Regions from separate parts of the Homo sapiens genome. Here all the other regions are linked to region 2. A link is a contact called in ENCODE Hi-C or POLR2A ChIA-PET data. All regions are on one chromosome and are shown on one strand. The core of a region is the stretch at or near the end of the contact, and the rest is flanking DNA. Distances in the headings are between cores, read along the strand shown.

Region 1 (2,700 bases), core at 199-2,698, 410 kb after region 2:
CCCGCCTTGGCCTCCCAAAGTGCTAGGATCATAGATGTGAGCCACCGTGCCTGGCCTCCTCAGTTTTTTTTAGATCCCAGCCTTCTTATCTGCAGATAAGCAGTTCTCAACCCTGTAGGCACATTAAAATCACTGGGAAACTTATAAAAGGAAACAGTTGATGTCAGAGCCCCACTCCAGACTGAATGTGTCAGAATCTTGGGGAGCCTGGGAATTTTTTTCAGAAATGCAGCTAACATTGGGAACCCCTGGATTCGGGTCATCTTAATTGCTCATTTTAGCCCTAAAATGTTACTATTCTCTGTATTGTATCATATAATTTCATTCCTTTCAGATACTGTGCACAAATGTCATAAACTTCTTACATACCAAGAAGTCATTTTTTAACTAAAAAACTCCCCATAATTCTCATTAGGCCTGTGATATAATGCCTATGTCCTGCAATCAATAAATTAGAATCATAAATGTAGTAAAACATCAAATAATTACTTTTTTGACCCAGAAGTCCAAAGCGTGGACTTTAATCTTTAATTTCTCATTCCCTCATTTTGAAAAAACTACTGCCTGGAGTCCTGGGGCCATCTCTATTTGTAAAGAAGACGCTGAAACATTGAGACATTACTGGAAGTGTCTTTGCTAGAAGAATTGTGTATACCGTAAGTTCCAAATTAGGAGGTCCAGTTTGGGGAAGCTTTATCGGATCTAAATTCTACATGGAGTGGGAGGTGTTTAGAGTCTTGGTGCTTGCTGTTTTATCTTTACCATTGAAGTTCTTGGTTTTGTCTCTTCCTAAATGAGTCATTTTTTTAAAAAGGAACCTAACTTGGGGGGGCGAGGAAACCACTGCGGGAGGTGCTGTGTGGGGGCGCCGAGGAGCCAACCATCAGGAGACTGAGTTTACAGCTGGGCCCTCCACTCAGGAGGGGTAGAGGGACCTGTCCTTGCTGAGGGTGACTCAGAGACAAGTGGGACATAACCTGGTTGGGGAGGTACAATAGGAAGGTATTGATGTTGTGTATTAATCTACCGAGTATTTACTGGAGCACAGCCACCAAGTATACTGCCTGGATGCAGGGCCCATTCCACGGGCACTTGGGAGATTGTGAACAATCTCCCAAGTTTGTCCTCTACTTGAGATGAGACACAGATTGTGTCCACATTTGCCTGCACTTTCAGATAAGTGAACTGAAGTTATCGAGCCCCATACTGGTGTGAGCAATGCAAGTAAAAATGTTAGGGCCAGGCAGGGTGTCAAAGTGGAAGGAGATGGCAGCTGAGGACCCCATTGTGGAATGCTAAAGGGCCCGATGATACAGACGCTGGCCGGGCAGCCAGATGGAGATCAGATCGGGGATGGGAGCTCTGCGGGACCTCTGTGTGTCACTTCCCCTTTCTGTGCTAAGATCTCCCAGCTGAAAAATGGTCCCCTGCTATACACCTCAGTCACCAGGCCCCTGCCAGCTGTTGGGAGTACCTGATGTCCTAGATGCCTGAGTGGGTAGGGGTGGGAGAGAGAGCAGGAGGGGGTGAGCAGAGCCTGGCTTTGGAAACCAGAGCAGCTCCACACATTTTGGCCCAAATCCCTCCCATGCTTGGGGTGAGGAGAAGCCCAGGGTAAGGGTGCCTCCCTACAGCCAGGAAGATCTTGGTGCGGTGGGAGTGTTGGCTCTGCACGCCTCTCCTCCACACAGAGCCCCCAGCAGGGCCGGATTTCATCTTTTCTCAGTGGCGTGCAGCCTCTTGCCATTGTGCATGCGTGTTTTCTAAGTTTGTCACAAACTTCCTGTTTAGGTACAATCAGAGGCTCGGAGCTTTGTGTGTTTTGAAACCCGGGCATTCACCGAGGTCCGGTGCTTCTCTCTTACCAGCAGTGGGGTGGCCTGTTTGTTTCTTTGCGGACTTCTGCCATCCTTCTTTGCAAACCTTCTTGCTGGGAAATGCTCTGTGGCCTCTGTGCTTGTTTCTGTTAGTAAGAGTGGAGAGAGCTGTGAGGTCTGAAGGCTGGAAAGGGGGAGGGGAGCAACACTGAGTGTGCCCCTTATGTAAGGCCAGGCCTGTGCTAGATATTATACTTCTATACACTTAATTTTATTTAGGCCTCACAGTCACTCATGCAGAGCCAGCCTCCAAGAGGTGAAGGCTGACCTGGCTGACGAGGTCAGGATTTGATCGCAGGCCTGACTCCAGTGCTCCTGTGACTTCAGCTAAGTCCTGAGGAGTACAATGCCCCTTTGGTTGCCCCTGGTTTGGGCAGATCCTGATTTCTTATGGGGCATCTTGGTGACAGCATCCCCTTGAAACCTGTGGTTTTCTCTCAGCCCCATGTTACCCAGATCTGCCTGTCTGCCTGGGGTGATCAGATGGCCCTTGAGTGTTTTGCTGATTTTCACCTTTCCCAGGCATCTCCCTCTTGTGGCTCTGGGAATCCCAGAATTGTTAGATGGTGGTCCATAGCTGGTGATCGAAGTGGATCAGTCCAGCTCCTCATTTCCCAAAATAGAATATTCTTTTTCCTGCTTCTGGTTGCCCAGTCCTGACTGTTCTGCCAGTCACCATGAGCTTCTCCACACAGCTGGATTTCTCACATTTCAAGCTCTCCCTTGAAGAAGGAAGAAGAGAGTATATCTATCTATGTCTACAAAAGCATGTGAAAGGGTGGTAAAGGAAGGACACCAAGACCTTGAATATGCAGGTGCAGGA
Region 2 (2,700 bases), core at 4-2,503:
CCTCGCAGGAGACGCCCGGCTGGGCCGCCGGTCCTCCGCGCGGCTGGGGGCTCGGCCGGACGCGGCCGCGGATCCTCGGCGGTGCTTCGAAAAGGCAGCGAGGCGGCTGGGAAGGGGCAGTCCCGCGGCAGGTGCGCGCCGCCGCCGCGGGCTCGGAGCGGGAGCGGGAACGGGGCCGGGGCGACTCGCCTGCCCCGAGCTCTCCCCGCCGCACCCCGGACCTGCTCTCCTCGCCGCGGCCGCCCGCAGATGCGGCGGGAATGGGGAAGCCAGGATGAAAAATAAACCCCGTCTCCGCCGCCTCCCTCCCCACCCTCTCCCCTCCCCCTCCCCAGACGCGGGGTCCATTTTGCCGAGAAGAAAGAAAATGTGATTCACACCCTAGAGCTTCCGAGAGAGAAAAGAAACGAGGGGGGGAAAACAGAGGGGAGGAGATTGGAAAAGCTTATTTTTCTTCCTCGCCCGCCGTCACTCCAGGCCCTCCCTGCCCCCTGCTCGCGGCCCCGCCGCGCCGTCTTCCCCTCGCCGAGCCCTGCTCCCTCCTTCCCGGCTCCCGGCGGCTCCGGGGGGCGGAAAACACACTCACACTCGCGCACACAACTAATTTTAAACCGGCTCAATCAATGAGTCATTAAAAGGCTTCCCTCCCCTCCCCTCCCCACCACCAACCGCCACGCCACCCCCTTCCCGGGCTCTCCCTCTCCCCGCTCCAGAAATTTGCATCCGCGGAAAAGAAAAAAAAGGAAAAAGAAAGGCGCCGGGCCCCCACCCCGCCGAGGCGCCCCCGGCCCGGCCTCGCCGCCCCCTGCCCGCCTGCGCCCCCGCCCGAGACACTGAACTTGGTCTTCCCGGGGCCCCGGCAGCGCTGGGAAAGGCATAAACACTCGATTCCCCTTTTCTCCGTGTCCATTAAACATCCACCCACCACCACCATCACCCACCCACAAACCCACCCCCCCCCAAAAAAAAAAAAAAAACACAGCCTTAGCCAATAGCTCTCTGGGCTGAAACCTAATATCCTGGTTTTGGCAACTCGGTGTTTAATTTGCTCCTTTCTTTTCAGTCTGGAGACAGATCTCCAGCCCCCCCTCCCTCGCTTTTCCCCTCCCCGAAGGAAAGAGGCAGAGGAAGGAGGTTGTGTGTTTTTTTTTTCTCCTTGAAATTTTTATCACAAAATTATAATACACTCAAAGGGAAACTCACCGTCATGAAAAAGCAGTGCCTTGTCAACGGGGTTTCTGCGCCATCGCAACAGGGGCGGCGGCGGCGGCGGCGGCGGGCGCGGGGCCGGGGGCCGGAGCGCGGGAGCTCCCGGCCGAGCGGCGCCGGCCACACGCGCTCCGCTCTCTCTCTCGCTCACCCCCGCGCCGGGCCGGGGCGCCGCTCCCCGCGCCCGCCCGGCCTTCATGCTCTGCGCCCGGGCAAACCGCTCGCCTGCTCGTCTACCTCCAAACTTCGGTTCTCGCCTGGCAAAAAATGTGGAGATTAGGATTTTTTTAATTTAAAAAATTTTTTTTTTTTTTTTTGGAAAATCAAGCTGCAAGGATGTTCATTCGTTTCCTTTGGGATTCTTTTCAACTTCAGAAATGTATTGGTTTATTCAAGAAACAGTTTTATTTGGCTTTAAAACAATTACTAAGATCCACGAGGTGCGTGCTAATTCTCTTGCAGGCTCTCTCTCCACACACACACACACACACACACACACCCACCCACCCACCCAGTTTAACTTGACACGGGAAGGGGGGAGATTAAAGACAAAAAAAAAAAACCCTACAAGATTTGTTTAGAACTCTAATTAGAGCAAGCCTCAGTGAATACGTTTTGCATATGCTTTTTAAAAACCAAAACGACTTTTAACTTAGTTATTAGGCAAATAACTGGTTCATCCTAACTTTCAAATGTACTAAGCTTTCCTTTGCAACACTCTTTGTCCATTCCAAAATTCTTGAAACCTTACCTGTGAAGCCCGTATGTGAACATTAAAAAGGAAAACAAAACTTCAGTGACTAAAAGGAAGGTGAGGCAGAGTAAATCACTCTCAAAACATTCATTTTCTACTGCCTTCTCTTTATGTAGATATCTTTTATCTCTATATTTGCGGAATTTTCATTACATAACCCCCTCATTCTTAAAAGAGAGCTAGTCAATCTTTTAACATTCTTTGGTCCAAGTATAACTACCACCTATTTTTAATCTCAAATCTCAAATTGTTGAAACTTCTCTGTAAACTATCTAGTATCCAAAGTATTTAGATTATGTGGCCCAGGCCGGGCGCGGTGGCTCACGCCTGTAATTCCAACACTTTGGGAGGCCGAGGCGAGTGGATCACCTGAGGTCAGCAGTTCGAGACCAGTCTGGACAACATGGTGAAACCCTGTCTCTACTAAAAATACAAAAATTAGCTGGGCGTGGTGGTGGGCTCCTGTAATCCCAGCTACTCGGGAGGCTGAGGCAGGAGAATCGCTTGAACCCGGGAGACAAAGGTTGCAGTGAGCGGAGATCGCGCATTGCACTCTAGCCTGGGCGACACAGCAAGACTCAAACAAAAACAAAACAAAACAACAACAACAACAACATTACGTGGCCTGGAGTGGGAGCAGGTGCCTTTGTAGTCTAGGTTAACTACAAATGCCCACAAAATATACTAGGGGTTTTGTTGTCTTTTATTTTAAATAAACATCAAGGATAGGTAAAAGG
Region 3 (2,700 bases), core at 176-2,675, 390 kb after region 2:
CATACAGGCCTTCATCACATTTTAAGTTTTATTTTATTTTGGGAGCAAAGCTTTACTCTGTGGGGAGGATTCCAGAAGACACATCGAGAGCTCATGGTAAACTCAAATTAGGTAGAAATGTACATAGAACCCTCCAGCCCACTGCTCCATGTTCTGAGGGCCCACAGATGTTCTAGGCAGGTAGAGTAGGCGGGAAGGCTGAGGGTGAAGGTGGGGGCAGAAGAATGAGCTCTGTGGTGGCCAGCAGATGGGAGAGTATAGGCTCTTAGGATCCGAGGCCCACAGGACCAGCAGCTTCTTAGAGATCGTGTTCAAAGGGTACACGTGGATGCAGGAAGGCATGGGGGTGGTGGGTGTGGGCAGGAGGACTCCCTGAGGCCATCTGCTGAGACTGTTCACCAGAGGCTGGAGCCCAGCTTTTCATTCCCTGCCCTGTGACTTGTGCAATATCACCCTGTCTCCCAGAATTGTTCCCCCCGGCTGGGAAATAATGGCAGATGGGTGCAACAGTCTAGCTTAGGGACCTGTTGAAGGGCAGTCCTTAACCCTAGGCATTTAAGAGCCAGAGTAGATTATGAGGACAGGCTACTCTAACCCCCAAAACATCTTCTGGAAGATGGGACCTCCTGGTATCAGACAAAAAGTATTTTAGGGTTGCACTCTCCACCCACCATGCATTGCAGTCCAGTGTAGCTGAGCCAACATTTATTGAGCACCTGCTCCATGTTCGTTTGAGAAGATCTCGAAAAGCCCTGTTCTGGGAGATGGGAGAACTGGGATCCAATACCTGGTCTCCTGTGAGTAAATTAGCTTTGTGATAACAGCTCTTGGTCCTGGTGTCCTCTGTAACAGGAAGGGTCTGGCCAAATGGTGTCCATGTCCCCCTTTTGTTCTGACCTCTGTTCTAAGCTGGAGATAAGACAGGGTCCCACTCACAAAGCATTTCAGTCTTTCAGTTCCTTTTCCCAGTGGTGATCCCTCCCTGGAGTGCAGGGCTTGGGCAGGTGTTTGGAGAGGCCCTAGTAACCTGCAGAGCCGGCTCGTGTATTTCTTGGTCTGTGGGTGTCAAGTGTTTTTTCCCCTTGCCCCCAGCTGTAAGCCACTTGGTACTAACTAATGGTTAAGTGACCATTGCCCACACAGTGTGCTCCCCACAAAGTAAAGCTCGCCCACAACTGTTTTCCTAGCACCCCCACTGTTGACGGGAGCGGTGAAATTTTGGCTGTACTTTCCTGAGGGCCGGGCGGTTGTGATTTCTGTCTTTCGTACGGTCCTGTCTGTCTCAGAACAGTACAGAGCCTCCTCATCCTGGTCTCTCCGACGGCCTCCCACTGAAACCTTACAGTGATACCAGTGCGAACGCATAGGCTTCAAAAATAAAAAGTTACGAGGTGAGGAAGCAACAGGAAGTGGGGAAGCGAGTAGAACAAAGCTTGCGATATGTACTCAGAACGCTGTTGACCTTTTTTTTTCTTTTTAAAATCACATAGCTCTCTCAAATGGTTGGGTTAGAAGCTCTTGTTTGTTTTAAATGGTTGTGCCTCTTATGAGGCCTGTGGAGAGAATGAGTAGTGAGTGTGAAACAAGTTTGGGGAAGATGTGACTCCCCCTCCACACACACAGAACTTGGCAAAAGGTATGCAAATTCATGTCAGAGGCTGTTGATCCTTTCACTCTACTTTGCTTAATTAAAGGCTGGGAAAGTTATTTAAATTGTGCCTCTTGTATATCTTCGTTTGTAGGACTAGATTAGCTCTTGTACTCGAAGACGTGGGGAAAGTAGAATTCTCCCCCGACACTTTTTCTTTCTCTGCTTCTACCTCCGTTTTTCATTTCCACCTGATGACTTGAAGAAGGAGAGAGGCGATTCAATAATTAGTTTCCAGGATTGTAAAGGGCCCACGTATATTAACTTTAACAAAACCCCGTCAAGCTTAAAATGCCTCCTGTTGGGGAAGGCACATTTCACACATACAAGGGACAAGTCACTGGCTGGCCAGATGGAGAGAGAGATTGTTCCTTTAGACAACTAGCTTCTCATTTGAAGAGCAAACGTGGTCCTGAGAAATGAAGCTTCTGATAGGCACTCCCTCTTGGGATATTTTAGCTCACTTAACTCAGGTTGAGTTAGTTCTGTAGGGGCTTTGAGTGGGTTTGAGCTCACAATAATAGCTGTGCTAATGATAAGAGCTATGTGTTTGTGTGGGCTTCACCTGAATTGCCTCACTTTACCTTCCTATCAAGTGTTTGAAGTTGGGAGGGAAGGCATTATAGGTGCTTAATCAATGACGGCTGGATAATATTAATAATAAAAGAATGAAAACAGGAATGGTGAGCCCATGCTTACTGGGCACATTCTTTGGGGTTCAGAGGCTCCGTGCTGGGTCACTGGTCCAGTCTTATTTAACACTAAGGGATGCCAATGGAGAGATGGACAATGGGGACCTCCAGCAGTGACCCAAAGTGATGGAGCAGTGTCCTGCCTCTTAGTTCACTCTTGTCACAGCCTGCGTCTCTCACGTTGCCTTCACTGGCATCAGTTTCTGAGAGAGCTGGGCTTGGAGTGTGGTCTGTAGCCTGGCAATAGAATGTCTCTCTAGGGCCAGCTTTCCCTTGTCCAGGGCACATCCTGACCCGGAATCCTCCAGCTTTGCTGATAGATAGGCAGACTGGCCACTGACACACAGAGGTACCTCGCTT
Region 4 (2,700 bases), core at 161-2,660, 360 kb before region 2:
GACTCGCATGAGAATTTTTGGTGGCTCATGGTAAACATGTCTTAACGTATGCTAGGAAAAAACGTAACTATGACAAACCCATGATTTCTCATATTTTTTCCTAGAACAATGGTAACTTAGTTTTTTTTTTTAAAGAGTCAATTTAAATAAAACATCAAGTAAATAATACTACAGGTAGTACACAGGAATGACAAAATCTGCACGAAGGGCAGTGAATAACAGGCTCTGGGGCCACACTGGGCTAGATCTCTACCTATGCTTCCCTCCACCTCTAACATTCTAGGTTTCAGGGACTTCAGAACACTAGCCCGTACCCAGCCTCAAGACACAGCGGGTGACTTGTAGTTAGGCAGGGGCAGCTGTAGTCAAGGCAACATACCCAGCGTGGTGATGGGCTGCAGGCTAGACCGTGGGAAGTGCATCTTATCACTTGTGCTGTGGCGTTTGTTGGTGGCCGCGGGGCCGGAGCCCAAGCTGGTCAAGGCCACTTCTTCTTGGATCTCTGCTGAGGGCTGCCCGTTCTGCAAAGGCCCACCTGGGAAGGAGGAGGACAAGAGCGTCACGATGAGACCTGACACTCTGGCCACCATGGGGATTTCTGTTCTGTCCCCTGGTCTTCCACTCTTGCCAACTTGGGTCCAATCACAGTGCTCCACATGAAAGGGCAAGCCCAAATGATGAAATAATGGGGCTGGGGCTGGGTGGGGGATGTATGGCTATCCCCTAGGGTATGACCCCTTAGTGATGCAGCTGATTATGACCTCTGAGATGAAGCCAACTGCAGACATCTAATCTGAATCACTGGTCCTTAATACCATAGCTACACATAAGGATTTTTGCTTTCATGGGGCCTCCTATTGGGCAAAGCCCTAAACAGGCACAAAGGGAAAATCACAATAATGGAGACCCAACCTCTGCTCCTGAACACCTGAGCTGATAGGAGAGACCCAGCAATGACCTCAAGGAGCTCCCAGTCCAGGAAGTGGGGATAGGAGAAGGGAAGTAAACAGAAAGACTGCCCCTGGGGGAGCTCTTAGACTCATAGAGGGAGACAAGACATGCAACAGCAACGTGTGTACATATACTAATGATATCTGTGGTTTTGTGCTGGGAGGAGGAAACAGCAGGGAATCATAGGAAGCTGGTCCAAGGGGCTCCAATGAAGAAGTCTCAAGCCAGGTTGCTCAGAAGACGAGGCCCTGGGAATCCAACTCCAGGCTTCCCGCTAGGGGTGGGGCAGTCCCAGCTCCAGGACCCAGCAACAGCCGCTCGGTTTCCAGAGTGCTGGCGCTCTCCCCTCCGTGGCCGCGGGAGGGCGCTCAGCTCCCGCACACGGGCACCACCTCCCCGTCCAGGGCCCCTCACCGTTGAGGCATTCCATCTCTGGCTCCTCGCCCTCGGGCTGCTTCTGCAGCCGCTTGGCTTTGCAGCGCTTCTTGCAGTAGAACATGAGGCCCAGCACGGCAATGATGTAGGCCACAGCGGCACCCACCGACAACCCAATGGTCTGGATCATCTTGTAGGGGGGAGGGCTGCCAGGGCCCTCCGACTCCTCCGGCACAGGCTTGTCTGAGAGACACACAGATGGGTCTGGGCAGGGGCTGCTAAGCAAAAGAAGCCCTGCTTCTCTACTAACTCCTCCCAACCCCATCAACAGGGCAACTTAACAGATGGCCCGGGAGGGTCACCACCTTCACTGGCTTTAACAAGGGCCAGCAGGTCCTCATGCCCCACCAAGGTCAAACGAAGACTCTGAAGGAGATGAGGCCAGGGGTTCCCAAGCTGGCTTTGCATCGGAAGCCAAGACAGGCGACACGGATAAGCACACCTGTCAAGGAGCTACCACAAACCCACGTTATTTGTTAAGCTTCCCAAGTGACTTGATAATGTGAGCCAGGCCCCGGAGAGCAGCATTTGGGAGCTTCAGGTTTAGAATTCCAGGCACTGCCTGGCACAGAGCAGGTTTTTCAATAAGCAGATCTGTAGAAGGGATCTGCTGGTCTAGGGGCCTTTTAATGGCCCACACTGAGGGGCCTCAAGAGGCATTAGGGGAATGAAGGGAGACCATGCAGGATCCCCCAACTGCCACACACACCCCAGTGGCTCCCACCAAGGGGGCCTCCTCAGTTCATTTTCATCCATTTAAACTTTCACATTATACTTTGTCTAGAAAAATAACTCTGCTGCCAAACCAAGAAAGTTTAAGAGCTTCTCATTTAAACCACTTTCACCTGTGGATGCAGAAACAAGTCCCCAGAGGAGAAATAAGTCTCCCAGGGGCAGAGAGTTAAGTGCAGGGCCTTTTACCTGACCCATCATCCTCTCTGGGCCTCCTGGAGAAAAGAACCTTGTCCTACTGCATTCTGACCTGGTCCTCCTCCCCAGCCACCCAGAGATATGTGTGGCTGCTGCAGGAACCTGGGAGGCAGCATTGTAGGAAGAGAACACCCCCCCACTCCCCCACAACACACACACACACACACCGACCGTTGGATGTTAAATAAACGACAGCCCGGCTCTGAGCAAGGACTCTAAGACTGTGCAGCAGCATGGTGAGACGGCCGAATCCCCACCGCTGCCACAAAAATGGCTTCTGTGCCATGTTCTGTACACAGGGGCTGAGTACAAGGTGACAAACGTCTGGGCCCACCACTTCCTGTGCAGCATAACCCTCCCCAGCCCATACCCACGACATAGAGG

Evidence for each region. A loop is a pair of places that touch in the nucleus more often than their neighbours do. ChIA-PET counts read pairs that join two places held with the same protein, here RNA polymerase II (POLR2A). Pooled maps may share reads with other maps.
Region 1: a loop to region 2 is called in a map with no recorded cell type, with 6 times the contacts of the local background. The contact joins the enhancer-like site here to the promoter of BICRAL in region 2. A Hi-C loop is called at or near these places in 4 of 37 single-sample maps with no recorded cell type and 4 of 50 pooled maps. POLR2A ChIA-PET finds 5 or more read pairs at or near these places in 4 of 52 experiments (activated CD8-positive, alpha-beta memory T cell, activated T-cell and activated naive CD4-positive, alpha-beta T cell).
Region 3: a loop to region 2 is called in a pooled map, with 5 times the contacts of the local background. The contact joins the enhancer-like site here to the promoter of BICRAL in region 2. A Hi-C loop is called at or near these places in 5 of 50 pooled maps. POLR2A ChIA-PET finds 5 or more read pairs at or near these places in 9 of 52 experiments (CD4-positive, alpha-beta T cell, GM12878, MCF 10A and 5 more).
Region 4: a pooled map shows a loop between it and region 2 (2.5-fold over the local background). The contact joins the enhancer-like site here to the promoter of BICRAL in region 2. A Hi-C loop is called at or near these places in 1 of 50 pooled maps. POLR2A ChIA-PET finds 5 or more read pairs at or near these places in 4 of 52 experiments (BJ, CD8-positive, alpha-beta T cell, GM12878 and 1 more).

Annotation. Positions count from the first base shown.
Region 1 is chr6:42,366,524-42,369,223 of GRCh38, reverse strand. All of the region lies in intron 2 of TRERF1 (transcriptional regulating factor 1), which reads left to right. Among named protein-coding and RNA genes, the nearest start is that of TRERF1, 84 kb to the left of the region's middle. RefSeq lists an enhancer at 1,159-1,248. Within about 2 kb of position 1,448, at least 16 of the 41 ENCODE cell types and tissues checked have a DNase peak (open chromatin) inside an H3K27ac peak, as active enhancers do.
Region 2 is chr6:42,780,605-42,783,304 of GRCh38, reverse strand. BICRAL (BICRA like chromatin remodeling complex associated protein) reads right to left here and starts at 1,253. Exons shown (of 13, transcript NM_001393499.1): 1 at 1,204-1,253. RefSeq lists a silencer at 1-318 and an enhancer at 1-444.
Region 3 is chr6:42,389,221-42,391,920 of GRCh38, reverse strand. All of the region lies in intron 2 of TRERF1 (transcriptional regulating factor 1), which reads left to right. Among named protein-coding and RNA genes, the nearest start is that of TRERF1, 61 kb to the left of the region's middle. RefSeq lists an enhancer at 1,399-1,548. Within about 2 kb of position 1,425, at least 7 of the 41 ENCODE cell types and tissues checked have a DNase peak (open chromatin) inside an H3K27ac peak, as active enhancers do; they include CD4-positive, alpha-beta T cell and GM12878, where a contact is called at or near this core.
Region 4 is chr6:43,142,286-43,144,985 of GRCh38, reverse strand. It overlaps PTK7 (protein tyrosine kinase 7 (inactive)), which reads right to left. Exons shown (of 20, transcript NM_002821.5): 13 at 2,687-2,700; 14 at 1,366-1,569; 15 at 380-535. Among named protein-coding and RNA genes, the nearest start is that of SRF, 28 kb to the left of the region's middle. RefSeq lists an enhancer at 1,471-1,560. Within about 2 kb of position 1,410, at least 12 of the 41 ENCODE cell types and tissues checked have a DNase peak (open chromatin) inside an H3K27ac peak, as active enhancers do; they include CD8-positive, alpha-beta T cell, where a contact is called at or near this core.